Regions from separate parts of the Mus musculus genome. Here region 1 is linked to region 2. A link is a loop called in an ENCODE intact Hi-C map of the cell type or tissue named here. Cell type or tissue: left cerebral cortex. All regions are shown on one strand.

Region 1 (8,000 bases), 100 kb after region 2:
GCTTCCATTGATCTAGTTCCCCCCACCTCTAAGTAGCCCTTAAGCTATGAGTCTATCAATGAATGAATTATCCATTGATAAGATCAGAGACCTCAAGTTACAGGACCCTCCCTCTGCCCCCCCCCAAGGCCCCACATATGACCACTACTGTGATGGGACCCAGACCTTCTGCCTAGGAGCTTTCTGGGCACATTCAAGGTCCAAACCACAACCAGTGGGGATGAAATGAGACAGTCCTATGTGAAACACTTCAGACAGGATCTTAAGCAGACACAGTCAGTGACTAAGGGGGACTTTGACTTGTCAGCATCTGTTACTGGCAAGGCAAAGGCTGAGATGTCAGCTAAGAATTACAGAGAGATGGGGGATATTTGCTGAGGCAGAACAATACACCTGCCCGGGCTGGATAGGGGCGGGTCAGCCTGCGGCAGGGGTGACAGACAGTTCCTCTTATTGAGTTAGGTCCGTAGGTAATAAAATATAGACCTCCCCCCTCTCGCTTGGAATCAGTTCTCAGTGGCTGTAGCAGCTGGGATTTAAAAGGATATGCAGACTGGAAACCTGAGCTAGGCGAAGGAGTCCCGCTTAGGGCTGTTGTGGTCTGACTGCACAGTGCTCCCTCTTGCAAAAAGGTGATGCTCCCCCCTCCCCAATGCTTACTAGTTGTTTACTAAACACTCATCACAGCTATCAGCCATACCATAGATGCCGTTCTCAAATTGTATAGGCCTCCAATCTGTTTTTTTTTCCTTTGAGCGTATGAGTGCATTTGTGTGCTGTGTGTGCATGGGTGGCCATGTATTTGGGAGCATGTATGCACATGCTGTATGTGTATGCAGGTAGGACCCCCACTGGGCGTCGTTCTTCAGATACCACCCACCGTCAGGCTGGCGAGCCAGTGAGGCTCCGCCTCTCTAGTGTGAGAACTGTAAGAACACGCCGCCCAGCTGTCTGATCTCACTTCTGGGGCACAAATTTAAGTCCGCGTGCTTACACAGAGGCGTCTCCCCAACTCTTCCAGTGTACTTTTCTTTCTCAAAGTCTCGACAGTCATTTTATTGCACTAAATAGGAAGACCTCTAAATCCAAAGGGCTAGAGAGAGCCAGAACCAGGAGGAAGCAGAACTGACTGGCAGCCCTCAACCCCGTTTTCCCTCGAAGAGTATAAGCCAGCGCTGACCATCTGGAAAAGGCCACAGTGTCACCAGTCCTTCCCCAGCCTAGTGACTTTCTACTTTTCTCAGAAGAATAAGACATAATTATGGTGTCTAGTGCCTCGACCAGGGCTTCCCACCCACTCATGGTTAAAGTCCCTGCCTTTGTAAACACTGGAAGCCAGTTACAGTGGCACGAGCTTATAATTTCAGTGCTGGAGAGGCTGAGGCAGGAGGATCCAGCAAGTTTGAGGCCAGCCTGGGCTACTTAGTGACAATAATGCCAGCCTGGGCTACAGAGTGAGACCCTGGGCTTAAGCTGTAGCTCAGTGCCTGTTGCTTCCTTATTGTCTCAACTCGAGGCAGCTCAAGTGACACCCAAGTCCACGTGGACCTTCCTCCAAGCTGGTGAGACACTCTATGGCTACTCAAGGCCTGTGAACTGTGGGAAAGTCACCTCCATACTTGCTCAGGAGTTGGTAGTCATGCTTACATGTCACCTTAGGCTTGGCATGGGGAACTCTGCATGGCTGTGTCATGGGCAAAGGTCTGGACAAGCCACATAGACAATTCCATACTGGGCCCAGAAAGAACAGGGGTCTCTTGGATCTTGTTACCCTGCTGGGCTCTGTCCAGGGGCTGGGGACACTACTTCCTGTTCTCCCAGATCTTTAAGTCTACTTGTGGTCTTCATCATCCTGCCCGAGCCATAGTCTTAGCTTGGAGGAAGAGGATGTGTAGAATTAGACCTTAAAGGGCTCCATTGTATCCTGCAAAGTTCTTCATCCCAGTCTCTCTCTCTCTCTCTTCCCTTCTGGGTCTATCTGCACCATCTGGGAAGCCCACTGTTCTTCGACCCTGAAGCTTCAGTATTACATCTGGCCTTGAATTAATTCAAATGCAAGGAAGCTTTGGTTTCCTGGTCTCTGGCCCTACTTCCTGAGGCAAGGATAACAGAGGGTCCAGTGCCTCAAGGGAAGGGTGTGGTGTCTTCAGAATTATCAGGCAAAGCAAGCAAATAAAACAAAACAAACAAATAAACAAACGTCACCGATAGCTCAGCATCATCTCTCTACCGCTGGGACTCCCACAAAATATGCCACAGGACCCACGTGTGGCAGGGAAGGTACCTGCCCTCTGTGTTGTACTTCGAGTGCCTGGAATCCACACTTGTCCTTCATGGACTCACAGATAGACCATTCTTGAGCCCATATTTGCTCCTCTGTGGAGTGGCGGGGTCAGCTGCCACTCTGAGGGTCATTGCCTACTTCCTATCTTTCCTTCAGGCTGTGGTAAGGTGAGCCCAATGTCCACAGTGTCCTGACTGTCCTTTCTCTTTCCAGGGAGGTTCTGTGGCGATAAGATACCTGAGTCCCTTGTCTCCTCGGACAGCCGGCTCTGGGTGGAATTCCGTAGCAGCAGCAGCAGCCTGGGCAAAGGCTTCTTTGCTGTATATGAAGGTTTGTTCTTGATAAAGCAGTCAGGCAGGTGGCCACTGGCAAGCATCTGTCCTTTAGCGCAGCCTGCTTCCTTCCCTGGAAGGCAAAGGCCATGTGTGCTAAACTCTGTCACTGTCACAAGCTCAGTGAGCTCTCCGCTCAATCCAGCTGGGGTATCAGGCATCAGGGTAGAGAGTCCTGTAGAGATGGCAGTGGCCTCTGGACACCTGAATGAGCGTAAGCAGGGGGCCTGACATCTCTGGATTCTTGCTTCATCAGAAAATAGAAAACGTGGTGCTACGCAGACGTTCCGTTCCATGTAAGAGAAAGGCTGTGAAATCACCCTGGGGCAGCTTCTGCGTGTCTTAATCCTCCCGGCTCAGAAAGGAACTGAACTGGAAACATAGCAAAGCCCACTTTGCCTTGAATCACTGAAAATTTGGACAATCCAGATTTTCTCTGCGTAGCTACACGGTTATCCAGAGTTAAAAACTCAACTCTCTCAAGGCCCGGGTTGTTAAACCCAGAGGCAAATGCTGGCTCTTGGAGCCACCTTGTGGCAATAAGTAGCCATTCACCTGTGTTTGGAAGACCCTTTCTTGTCTTGTGTTCTCTCTAAAGCCATGTGTGGGGGAGACATAACCAAAGATGCAGGCCAGATTCAGTCTCCCAACTACCCTGACGACTACAGACCTTCCAAGGAATGTGTGTGGAGGATCACAGTGCCCGACGGGTTCCATGTGGGACTTACCTTCCAGTCCTTCGAGGTGAGCGCTGCTAGGATGCTTTCCCCCGGTGTCTATAAAGACAGGGTCTTATAGTAACCCCAGCACTCAGGAGGGCGAGGCAGGAGGAAAGTGAGTTTTAGGCCAGATTGGACCAACCAAAAAACAAACGGAAGTGACTGGGGGTGGGGCCTGGGGAAGATGGCTCAGTGGGTGAAGTGTTTCCTTGTCTTGCTGGCACAAGGGCCTGAGTTTGACCCCAAGTACCCATAAAGCCCCATGTATACTTGTAACCTCAGGGTTGAGAGGCCATGCAGGCAACCCCAGGGGCTTGCTGGCAGCCAGCCTAGCCTAACTGGTGTGCTCTGGGGAAGTGAGAAAGCCTGTCTCAAAAAACAAAATAGTGTCTTCTGAGGTTTGTTTACCTCTGACCTACAGAGAGAGGTCGGGGGAGAGAGAGATGCATACACACATAGACACACAGAGAGATACAAATAGACACAGACAGATACACATAGACACACATAGACAGACACATACACAGAGCCATACACATAGACACAGATACGCTGACACACACACAGAGACACATATACTCAGATACATACATACAGAGACTCACACACACACACACACAGATACACATAGACACACAGACACACACACAGAGCCATACACATAGACACAGACACACAGACACACAGAGACATATACTCAGATACATACATACAGAGACTCTCTCTCTCTCTCTTCTCTCTCTCTCTCTCTCTCTCACACACACACACACACACACACACACACACACACACACACACACACAAAGAGATGACTTTCCACTTTTGGTTAAGAACAGGAAGCCAAAAGTCCATTTCAAGCCCATCTTCCTTGTTTCTCTTAGAGCCTCCTCAGCCTGATTCATCTTGACTTTTACAACAGAGACAGACTGGACAAGCTGGGTATGAACTCAACCTGCTTAGATTTGAGGGAGATGGTTAGGTTTTGATTCTGAGTTAAAAATCCTTGAAGCCAAGCCAGCCAGTGTCCCCAACGTGGCCCCCGTCTTTCTCTTTAGATCGAAAGGCATGACAGTTGTGCATATGACTATCTGGAAATCCGAGACGGTCCCACAGAGGACAGCACCCTGATTGGCCACTTCTGTGGCTACGAGAAGCCGGAGGCCGTGAAATCCAGCGCTAACCGACTGTGGGTGAAGTTTGTGTCCGACGGCTCCATCAATAAAGCGGGCTTTGCAGCCAATTTCTTCAAGGGTATGGCTTAGCGGTCTGTTCCTGTGTTTATTCAATGGAAGAACTATTGCTTTCCCCGGTGTAAGAATTCCAAAACCTGTATGAGACCTTAGCAGCAAGCAAAGCTCCTGCAGGGAGGAGGCTGTTCATCTTGAACTGCTGATAGAGCCCTCCCTGTGGGGCTCGTCCCTGTGAGAATCAGGCTCCAGTCGGCTTCTGCAAAGAAGCTATTGGTGATTCTTTCGAAGGGTGGGTGTGTGCGTGCATGCGCACGTATGCGAATGTGCATGTGAAGGCCTGAGGGTGACCTTAGGAGTCTCTCTCAAACACTTTCTACCTTATCTATTGACACAAGGTCTCTCATTTTGGCTAACCTAGCTAAGTCAGGTTGCTTCAAGGCTCCTTCTGATGTTAGAATTACAATCAGCCTGCCATGCACACCTGGCATTTATGTGGGTGCTGGGGATTTGAACTCAGGTCCTCAGACTTACACAGCAAACACTTTACCTACTGAAGCCAGTCTTCAAAGCCTAGTGATTTTACTGGGTCTAAGTATACGTAGTGAAACCCTGATTTAATAATAACACATGCCAGGCAGCCTCATTAACTGAGCTCATTGCATCCCAGGGCCTGTGGAAGCCACTTGCTTTACCTGACATCATTTTGTTCCTGTGATAACCCTGTCACTTAGGTTTGGATTATTGACCAGCATTGAGAAAGGTGGCTCAGGGTCACTCTTAGACATGAGTGGCAGATTAAGCATCTAAACCTTGTCTGACCCCAGACCCCAGACCCTCTACAGCCTTGCCTGACACCCTAGGTGTGAGCCAGAGAAGCATCCCAGGTCTTGCACTCCAAAGGTGTTGTCTCCCATCCCGAGTGCTGGTGCCCAAGAGACTGAGGTGTGAGGACAGAAAGAGGAGAAATATCCTGGATGGAACCAGACCCAGGCCACAGAGGCGATCCAGCATAAGGAGGGGCTTTCATGGTTTCTCAAAAAGGCCATTCAGGACCCTCAAAGGATGCACACCACCCTTAAGGACACAGGAGTATTCCCTAGGCCTGGTACACTGTGGCTGGGTCCCCAGGAACATGCCACCAGCCCTTGGTAGAGATAGGGGGTCCTTGCAGCTCCTTCTGTGTGGCCTCTTTATTGTGGTACCACTTGATGTCCAGCCTCCCATATCCACATCAGGGAGACTGCTCCTTCCCTTCCCTCCTCTCCCACATCTCCTGGCTGTGATAGACAAGAATCCCAATCCTTCCTGTCTTCTCCCACCCCTATCTTCCTTGGACCTCCTTTTTGTTTTATTATTTTATCTTTTGAGGGAGGATGTCATACTGTAGTTCAGGCTTGCCTGCACCTCACTGGGACTCGTGAGTATTCTGACACCTCAGCTTCTGAATGCTGGGATTACAGATGTGAGCCACTGTGCCTGGCCCCACCTCTTCTTAGGTACTTTTCCTAGGTTTCCCTTGAAGGGTTGACATCAGGAGAACTGACTTCCAGACAAACCACCCTGCTAGGCAGCCTCACGTCCTTACCAAAGCCTCAGTTTCCCCTTGTAGAACAGAAAGAAGAAAGTGTGTTGCACTGTGAAGTTCCAAAGAAACGATGGCTCGGAGATGCTTTATTTTGGGCTCCACGTGAGACGTGGGATTATTACTGTTTAGCCGGGCAGTGATGGCGCACGCCTTTAATCCCAGCACTCGGGAGGCAGAGGCAGGTGGATTTCTGAGTTCGAGGCCAGCCTGGTCTACAAAGTGAGTTCCAGGACAGCCAGGGCTATACAGAGAAACCCTGTCTTGAAAAACCAAAAAAAAAAAAAACCAAAAAAAAAAAAAAACAAAAAAAAACAAAACAAAACAAAAAAAAACTGTTCTTCCCTTTCGTGGCATGCAGAAGGAGTGAAAATCTTAACACCTGGTTTCCTCCGACCATCGAGGCCACGGTAGGATGCCTCAGATCGCAGTATCTGGCTCATGTGTCTTTGCCAGAAGGAGGGAACTGGAAGCATAACCACAAAGCCTGTGGCAGAGCTGGGGTGAGCCAGAGAACCTTGTGCCTTCATGCCAGTTGGCAACAGCCTTCGCCTGGGGCCCAGCTGGCCTGTAACACTGGCCGGGGTGCCAGCTGGCCTCAGCACTGATCCCCTAGTGCCAGATGGCAGCCCCTCTTCGAGCCAATTGGCTAGGCAGCAGGCAGAGCCTTACACTTCTGCTGATTTCAAGAAAGGTTGGTGGCATTCAAGGCTTGGCTGGTCCAAGGGGCGTGACAACCATCTTGAATCCCTACACACTATCATTCCAGTGCAGAGGGACCATAGGGGATGCTGGGGAGGGAGGCTTTCTTCAAAGCCTTGGGGTGTGCTCTAACTTCCCTTAACGCTCTGAAATTCCTTTAAGATCTTTTCCAGGTCTCACGTCTGAGCCACAGAATGGCTCCTTCTTTTCCAGTGTACCTAGAGGATGGAAAGAAGCCAGAGCCGTGGTTATACCCGGCTAAGCTCTGGTTCCGGCCCATTCTACCTGCATGATCCCAGAGCTCCTTAGAAAGCGTACCCAGCTTGGAATGATCATGAGCCAGTGGGCTTGGCACAGGTGGCACTGTGGAGGCCACGTAGCCAATCAGACCCTGGCAAGAATGGCGCCCGCTTGCCTGCCACTTATCATCAATGGCACAGGGCCACTGACAGCAACACAGCCCACTGCCCTTGAGGCTTTTCTCCAGCTCCCTGGCTAGCATATCCCTTTGTCTCTGCAAGAGTGGAGCTTTCTCTGCTTTCTCTAGCTTCTCCCCCTCCATCTGGCAATAACTAGGCTGAGAAATGGTGATGCCCTCTTTCTTGCCTCTGTGCCCTGCCCACAACCATCCCAGCTCCGGGCATCAGGGCCTCCCCTCCCTTCCTCTTGGGTCTTTATTTATCTTTGTCCTTTCTCATGGAATCTTTCCTAAGTTTCCTCTGCTCTCTGGTCCACTTCTTAGACCTGCTGTGCCCCTCTCATCTGCCCATTCCTTCTTCACTGAGCCATCCTTGCCGCCCCTCTCTTCACCTGCCTCTGCCCCTGCCCCTCTCCTCACCTCCTCACCTCCTCTGCCCTTTTGCCCAGGCTGTCTCTCCTTCTACCCTTCCCATCATTGTCTTTCCAACTCCTGGAGGTGCAGAAACTGCACCAGAGTTGTCTGAAATGCAGCCCTGCACATCGACAATATACCAGTCCTTCATGCGCATAATTTTCAATCGCCACAAAAGCCAACACCGCTCTTGTTGTTTTTAAAAGTAGAGGAAGGCTCAGAGAAGCCAAATAACCATCATCCAAGTCTATATGATTGGATTGTATTGGTTGGCCCAACCTGACCCAACTTGCCCAGAATCCTGATCTCTTTCTACTGCTCCATATTATCCTATATATTTCCCTTACTCCAAAATTTCT
Region 2 (8,000 bases):
ACAAAATAAAATGCTTCGTGAAACACTTTTCTTTGGTTAATCACTACCTGTCCTGGTTTGAAGAAACTGTTGTTCTAGTTAATAGATAAGGCAGATGATGATAGGATGAGACATTTGGAGCCTGGTGTAAAGCCCAGCTTTGGACTGCTTTGTCATTTAGCAGCTAGGAAACCATGTGGTAACAAGCCCCAAAGAGAAATTTAGTCCACCTTTCTTCCTGCAGTTAATTTAAAAAAACAAAAACAAAAAACAAAAACTCTGGATGTGATGCACTCACAAATCTTCACAGCACATTGACGTGCTATAATGCTTGATTAGGGCAATTTACTTGTATAAAAGGATCTTTGAAAATCCTTGCGGTTAATAATGTATGTCAGAGTGGATCAGTTCTGACAGTTTTTTTAACATTGAAGGTACATCACATAAGCGAGTTTCAAATAACGTCTGATTATCTCCCTAAATAATCTGGGTGCATGTTTTTCACTGGCACAAAAATAACCAGATTTAAAGAATCGCTCATTTTTATTTTATCAAACTAACGGCAAGGCTTGCTTGGTATGTCTGTAACTTTAAATAACAGTGTTGCTCATTTGTGAGTCTTTGACTATCAAAAGCATCCCAATTGGGACAGTTTTACTGAAGGATAAGCTCATCGTTATCCATCCTTACAAGTCCCACCCACAACTTCGGGTTTGGTGGGTGCTGCAGCACGCACCTGTGCTGGTGGGACCAGGGCTGTTGAAAGAGTGGAGAGAATCCTGCTCATTCCCCCCTCCTCGCCCCCTTTGCTGAGGCATGTGAGACACACTGCATTCTGCAGAGAAACGAATTTCGAAAGCACGAAGTTGGCAGCAGCGAGGTGTCCAGGACTACTCACACACACCAAAGCTGCTGGCCCTCCTGCGTCCTGCCACGCGTGCATCTGGGAGTTGTGAAATGAGTTACTAGAAGGAGGTAGGGCGCGAAGTCTAGCCTCAATGTTGAGCAGTGTTGCGCGCACCACAGTGTCAAAACAAGATTGCATTCGGCCAGGTGGGCGTGCGCCCCGGGGAGCCCAACACTTGTCAGCATCTTCGGTTTGCTTGGGTTCCTCCGAAGTTACGGAGGTGCAGGGAAGAGGAGGGGCCTCGCCTAGGACGCATAAGTGATTGGCTGTCCGGGGCCCTTGGAGAGGGCGTGTGGTCCAGCCCTGGTGGAGAGGGGCGGAGCGGCCACTGTTCCTACCGCTGCCGCCGCCAGCACAATCACAGCCACCGCAGCCTTGGCCTCTGGGCAAGTCGTGTTTAGCAGCGGCTTCCCGGGTGTCCAGGCCGGACGAGAACGCCTTACTGGGCTTGCTTGGTACCCTACCGGTGCCTGGCAGCCAAGCAGCAGCCACCACAACCGACCCTGTACGTGGTGTCTCTCTGGATCCGAGCTTTCTGTGCAGGTTAAGTCCCTCGGGCCCCGCCGACCCCTTGCCACTATGCCCCTTGCGACCACTCTTGGCACCCTGGTGCTACTGTTGCTGCTACCGCTGCCCCGCGGTGCTGAAGTGACTGGGGACCATTCGAATGTCGCCTTGGACTACGGAGCCTTGGAAGGCGAGGAGGGCACGGAGCAGCAGCTGCATTACCACGACCCCTGCAAAGCTGGTAGGTACCACCGCTGGCTGTCCTAGTCTCCGGGCAAGTCGGGCTGAAGTTTGCCTTTGAAATGCAAATGAGGGGTGGGCAAGGCGGGCCACTCCGCTCCTGAGAGATGTCCCCGGCTCCCGCGGGAGGGGGAGGACAATGTCTGCGGGAAACTGCTTTAGTACTCCTCCAAGTCCAGGAGGACATCCTGGTCCCAGGTTAGCAGTGCACATCGGGTGGCGGCCGCAGGATCGGTCCCATAGGGAATTCTGGCGGATGTGGAAAGCAAAGCCTGTGTGGTGCACGGTGGGCTCGGGTCGCCTGTCAGCCTCTAGGCACCCGCTACCTCCAGACACTGCAGGAGTCGAGCCTGGCTGGGCGCGGCGCTCCAGGCTCTGTCCGATGGAGTAGCTGGCTTCATCGGAGTTCACAGCAGTTGGAAGTTTCCCGCGAAGTTTCCAAGATCTGTAGTTACTCTTGGGAAGAGATTAGAAGACAGACAAAAAAGCTTCACAGGACAGAAGGAAGAGTCCCCTAGGGAGAACGCCCACGACTTGAATTGCTCCAGCTTCCCCCCCACCCGTGCCCCTACCCCCGCAGTCTCCTCAGCACCCGACTGAGATGGAAGTCAGCAGGTGCTCTAATTCCACCAGGAAGCTGCGCCCCAGGACTGCACCGGGCACGCCAGCATTTGAGCACAAACCTTTGCCCCAGCTACAGGGCCTGCTTCCCTCCAGCTACTAACCCTGTTTTGGGATGTGCGGCAAGAGATAGATGGGGGGTGATAAAGCATCCCAGCAAAGGTTACTAAGTATCTGTCCGCAAAGGACCCAAACGTATCAAAGTCAAGAGCAGTTACTAGCTGGGACCCAAGCAGGTGCAGGACTCAGACTACCTTGAGGCTGCTCCTGGATGGTGGCCGAGAACCCGTTAGTAGTGTTTTCCTTTGTCCATTGCCCAACCTGATTGATTCGCTTCTGGTGTGCAAAAATAAGGGATAAGAGGCCTTGAGGATACTTGAGGCGATCAGAGTGGTTCCTCTGGGCACAGTGGCCCATCAGGTCTGGGCCATTTCATTCCCTCAGTTCATAGAGACTTCTCTCAGCCTCAGGCTCCTCATCTCTAAAATGGAAGAAGGTAAACAGAGGACTTGGGTGGGAATTTCTTGCCATTGGAATCAATTATAGAGTGTTGTCGTTATTTTTACCATTACTGTGGTAACTCTAGGGCATAGGCTGGAGTCACTTCACAATGCATGTTCTCTGAAGAAGATGAGGTTCCTAGGAAGGCCTCAGGTGTTCTTGAGACCAGAGGGGCCTGTGCATATGGAAGGTCAAGCTGGGTGTGGGGGGACCTGGCCTTAACCACAGGAAAGATGCCAGAAAAATCCAACTGTATATGAGGCCCCGGGATGGGAAATAGAATGGGTGACTTCCGGGAAATAGAGAAGGTGGTACCTCCAGATAAATGAAGGTACCATGCCTGATTGTAATGTCCAGCCGGGATGGTCTGAGCATGGTTAGAATGGTGACCTGGTCCTAAAATGAGAGTGCCTAAGCTTGAGATGAGCAGGAGCAACAGTCACACCTGTCAGATTCAGAGGAGCCACCTCTGGGAGGCAGTAGGGGCCAGTGGGGCCAGAAGGGAGATTGGTTTGAAAAAACAGGCTGGGTGCCTGGTATATGTAGGATGCTAGTCTAGATGCTGCAGACCCAGAGGGAAAGATGCAGATCTGACTGGGAGTTCCCACCTGGTGTAAGCCTCCAGGGACAACCCCGAGGCAAGACTGCCTATTGACTGTCCAGTGATTTCAGAAAAAAAATGTTGGGAACAAAGACACAAATGCTCTGACTGTTCATGGACTGGATGGGACGGGCAGGCAGGGCTGGAAAGTAAGAAGGCCCGAGTGTGGTCCAGCTGCTTCAGTATATCCGCTGCAGCCATCTTTGGAGCCTTGCAGCCCCCACTCCCACCCTGGAGTAACCTGGTGCTACAGGCAGCCAGAAGAGATCGATGGCAAGGGAGATCCGCAGCAAGAGGGCACCTCAGGCTGCCATCCTCCTCGGAATTCTGTCATGTAGGGAGCACCCTTAAGGAATGCCAAAAAGCAAGAGGCACTTCAGTGGAAAGACAGCTTCCCCACTAGGGGGAACCGTACTTCCTGGTAGCATGTTTAAAGCTTCAGAAAGGGCCTCTATCCCAGGGAAACTCTACCTGGAAGCTCTGGTCAGAAGGTCAACTCCTGGTCCCTGCTTCAGAACTTCACATACAAACCATTTCCCACCTGTCTCTTCCCCGTGTGAGTCTCCATTCCACCATGCATCCATAATGCAGAAGGGAGCATCCTGGCTCTATTCCCCACCCCTCAGTGGACAAGGCCTGCCTGCTCTAGGCCATGGCTTTCCCCCTTTAGAATGGACATAATTGAATTTGTTTGGACTCTAAGCTGACAGATCTGGGGAGCTTCTCACTTCTTAAACATTTTTAAATTACACATTTTTTTCATTTACTTTATGTTCGGGTGGTGTGCCGTAGGATGCGTGTGGAGATCAGAGGACGCCTTTTAGAAATTGGTTCTCTCCTTCTGTATGGTCCTGGGATTGAACTCAGGTGACAGGGCCTCGTGGCAGGTGCCTTTACCCACTATGACATCTTTCTAACCAAGACACTCCCCCTCTTGATGTATCACCTGAACTCACATGACCCGGTGCAGAGACTTGTGCTTGGGCCCCCTACCTCCTCCCTGTTCAATGTTCTGTTTCTGTGACTTTTGCTCCAGCCTAGCCATCAAAGTGATGCACAGTACATGCCGTAACCTCTCTCAATGGCATACTTACCATCTTACCATTTAGCGGTTAACATTCCTACCAGTTTACCATAAACAACCATTAACAACTCCTACCTACTCTGCTATGTACAAGCTGCCTGATACAGGGCAAGTCTCCCCTGTGTGTCTTTGTGTCCTCGTTTATGGACAGGAATGATTTATGACAGATTAAAGTACATGGAAAGATATGTCTATTGTTGGGTACATTATAAACAGATTTTCTAGAGACGTGTTGAAAGAACATCATTACTGAAGCTTTGGGTGCTGTTTTACACCATCAATTCTACATTTACTAACAGTTGACTCTGCAAAGAGGGTGGTTATTAAGTCAGATGATGGGGGAGTGGGAACCTTCCTGGCATGCAGATGGGGAACAGCCATGGGCTTCTAGGCACTGTGTCTGTTGGTCCATAGGTCTATACTGGCTTTTCCTTAGATACTGCCCACATAGCCAGGCACTGTGCAAGAACTCCAACATTTTCTGCACCTCCATGCTGGCAATGCTCTCCCTGTCTGCCTGCCCTCATCCTCTCATCCTCAGCCGAGTGAAGCCAGGGGCTGCCTTCTCATTTCATCCCTGCCCCTCCTGTCTATGTGGCTGATAACACACGGTGCCACTTACCTATGTGTCAGTCTCCCTATCTGCAAAATGGAGGTGGGAGCAAAATCTTTTGCCTTATAATGTAACCAGGAGCAGGGCCACTGGGTATTTGGAGGGTGAACCAAGGAACAGCAGGGAGGGAGCATGGAATGTAAGGCAGGGAAGGAAGAATTCAATGAGGCGATTGGGATTCGGATAGCTGCTCTAAGTAGTGAGCTATGACCCCTCCAGGGCCTCTTAGTACCTTCCAAGTACCTCCTAGAATCATCTATCCAGAGAATGGAAGACAGAAATGAATCCACGGTTTGTAGCCCTTTGTTGTTTACATCCGCTTCCCACTCTATTCTTGGGGAAGAACTCACCCCTAGCTTGGTATACAACAGCCTGACTGGCACACCATTACAACCGTGCCTTAGTGGGTTAAGAACAGATAGGGTGGTGTGTGTCTGTCATCTAGAAAGACCTGCTGGATCGACAATGAGTCACTGGAACCCACCTGATGGCTCCCGACCCTTGTGCCTGCCCACAGCTTGCCTGTTCATTGGATTGTTGGAGAGAGCGTTCAGGTTGTCTCCCATGTGGCTTTGTTGTTGGTTTGTCCTCACAGCACAGCAACTGGATTCTAGGTGGCTCTAAGAGGACCGGATAGGAGGGAGTTTTCAGTGCCTTTGTTGACCACCTCACATCCTCACACCCAGCGTGATGCGATGGCGAGCCTCATGGGTCCCTTTCACCAACAGGATGGCTGTAAAAACAACGTTGTCTAAAAGCAAGTGGATGAGGGAGTGTTGCAGCCAGATTTGAAAACTGACCTGCTACCTCTTGAGGCATGAACTGGGTCCTCTAGATTTAGGGAAGGTCCTAAAGTAGAGAAATGGGGAGATACACGGTAGATGCTTTCCGCCTCCCAGGTCACCCAAACTGCCTGCGTGAGGCTATCCTGACGCAGAGATGCTCAGGCAGCCTGTGCAAATCCTAGGAAGCTGGCTGCCAGCCTGCGGACACCTGCTTACTATTTAGCTAGTGGCTTGGCAAATGCCAAAAGCATCAGACAGCTGTGAATGCTGGATTCGGATGTGATATGTGGACTTGTTGGCCCCTGGTGGCTTAAGGTTCAGGAGCCAAAGTGAGTGTGACAAAGGCACAGTGTGACAAATGGCTCATCACTCAATTTGGGCTATCCCCAGCCCCTGCCTCTGATTTCAAATCTCACCTCTGTCTGGGATTTGGAGCTTCAACCTCAACCTACCCTTCTCATTTGCTTCAAGATACCTTATATAGCCCAGGCTGTCCTGGAACCTGCCATGTACACCAGGCTGGCCTCAAACTCAGAGATGCATTGCCTCTGCCTCCTGAGTGCTGGGATTAAAGGGGTTCGTCACTACCACCCAGCTTACCAATGAGGTCTTTTTGAAGGTTCACCCAGAGACCTTTCTGGGGAAGCTACTGTCAGCAGCCCATCGAAGTCCTGATGTAAGGTCAGAACATTCAACTTAGTGATATCTGGGCCTCACTCTGCCTGGTACCCTCAGTGGTGTCCAGCTCACTGAGTTGTTTGCCTGTATCTCCTGAATGAGGGAGGTAGGAAGGATGCTGGCCTTAGGGGGGATTGGGTTCATGGCTAAAGGAACTACGCATTTGCCCTCTGTCTGAGTAATGCAGCATCCCTTACCTGAGAATGTCGGAAGAGGAGGCAGGGGACAGTAGGGTCAAGTGGTCTCTCTGGAAGTTTGTCTTCCTGTCCCTATGCGTCTCCTAAGGCTCAGACCCTGGTGAGAGCAGCTGGCATTTTTATGTCTCCCTTTACATCCTCTCCTGTCCTAGAAGGTCCTTGCTGATGGGCAGATGGCTGACTTAATGGAATTACGTTTCTCCAAGGCCTTGCATGTTAAATGCCTTTCCTATCTCCAGGCAGGAGCAGCATCTGGTTCACCTGTCTGCCCTTTTGCAAGGCTATGCGAGTGCGAGGAGTTACTGAACCTCCCTCACCCTGTTTTCTCAGTTGCCAAGAACTCTTCCAGCTTTCAGGATGGCCACCAGGACTAAATCGTAGACATTTTATCCATTTCTGAGCCCAGTTTCTGGTACCAGGAGGTACCCAGTGATTGGCATTTATGTCATCAGAGGACAGAGCAGGCACTCGTAAGTACTTTTGCGCTTGTGGAAATGCTTGTGGATAAGTGATCTCATATTTGAGTAATCAGAGTTGGGGATTCACTATTATTAAACAACGTCTCAAAAGTAAGAGAGGTCAGGGCTGGAGAGACAGCTCTGCGGCCAAGAGCAGGGCTGCTCTTCCACAGGATTAGTGTTTTAATTTCTAGAACCAAAATGGTGGCTCTCAACATCTGTAACTCCAGTTCAGGGGATCTGATGACTCCTCTAGCCTCTGTGGGAACCAGGCATGCAAGAGGTGTACAGACGTACACGCAGGCAAAATGACCACACACAAAATAAGAACAATTAATTTTTAAAAAGTATGAAATCTATATTTAAAACACGGAGGGTAAGTTTTATGCCAAATTTACTATATTTCAATAAAAATAGAGTAAACAAAGACTAAGAGAAGAATGTATGTCTATGGGGGAGACTGGCTACCTAGACTTCTGTGTAAGGGTCAGCCAATTGGCTCAGTGCTCAGCTCTTACATCTGCTCAGGCAAGCAGATGCAGTACACATACCATCAAATGCCAACTGGAATCCAGGGCTCCCAACAATGACCAAGGCTTTTACTAGATAGGCAGTGTCTAGGAAAGGGGAGATGAGAACTGGGGACCTTATCAGGCCCCTCACAGATGGGGCTACTCTGAGACCCCAAGCATAATGAGAAACACCACCCTACCCCTCCTCTGCCTCATCCCCAGAGGAGACATGCAATATGGTGGCTGCTATTTTGCACACAGGGGAAACTGAATTTCAGGCCCGGCCTTTCTGACACTCCATTGGTTCTCAGCACCAT

What was found. A loop is a pair of places that touch in the nucleus more often than their neighbours do. Peaks named below come from ENCODE experiments on the same cell type or tissue, not always from the same donor. Only the 100,000 strongest peaks of a DNase experiment are listed, where the experiment ranks them.
Region 1: it touches region 2 in a loop (5-fold over the local background); 21 of 42 quality-filtered maps call a loop at or near these places.

What each region holds. Positions count from the first base shown.
Region 1 is chr19:41,100,266-41,108,265 of GRCm38, reverse strand. Tll2 (tolloid-like 2) reads left to right here. Exons shown (of 21, transcript NM_011904.4): 11 at 2,498-2,614; 12 at 3,215-3,360; 13 at 4,391-4,586. Among named protein-coding and RNA genes, the nearest start is that of Opalin, 27 kb to the right of the region's middle. In left cerebral cortex, a CTCF peak has its summit at 3,147 (motif pointing left); DNase peaks (open chromatin) are centred at 3,136 and 6,693.
Region 2 is chr19:41,200,111-41,208,110 of GRCm38, reverse strand. It overlaps Tll2 (tolloid-like 2), which reads left to right and starts at 1,337. Exons shown (of 21, transcript NM_011904.4): 1 at 1,337-1,634. The coding sequence starts at 1,466. In left cerebral cortex, CTCF peaks have their summits at 1,208 and 3,749 (motif pointing right); DNase peaks (open chromatin) are centred at 935, 1,117, 1,896 and 3,752; H3K4me3 peaks cover 1,052 bases.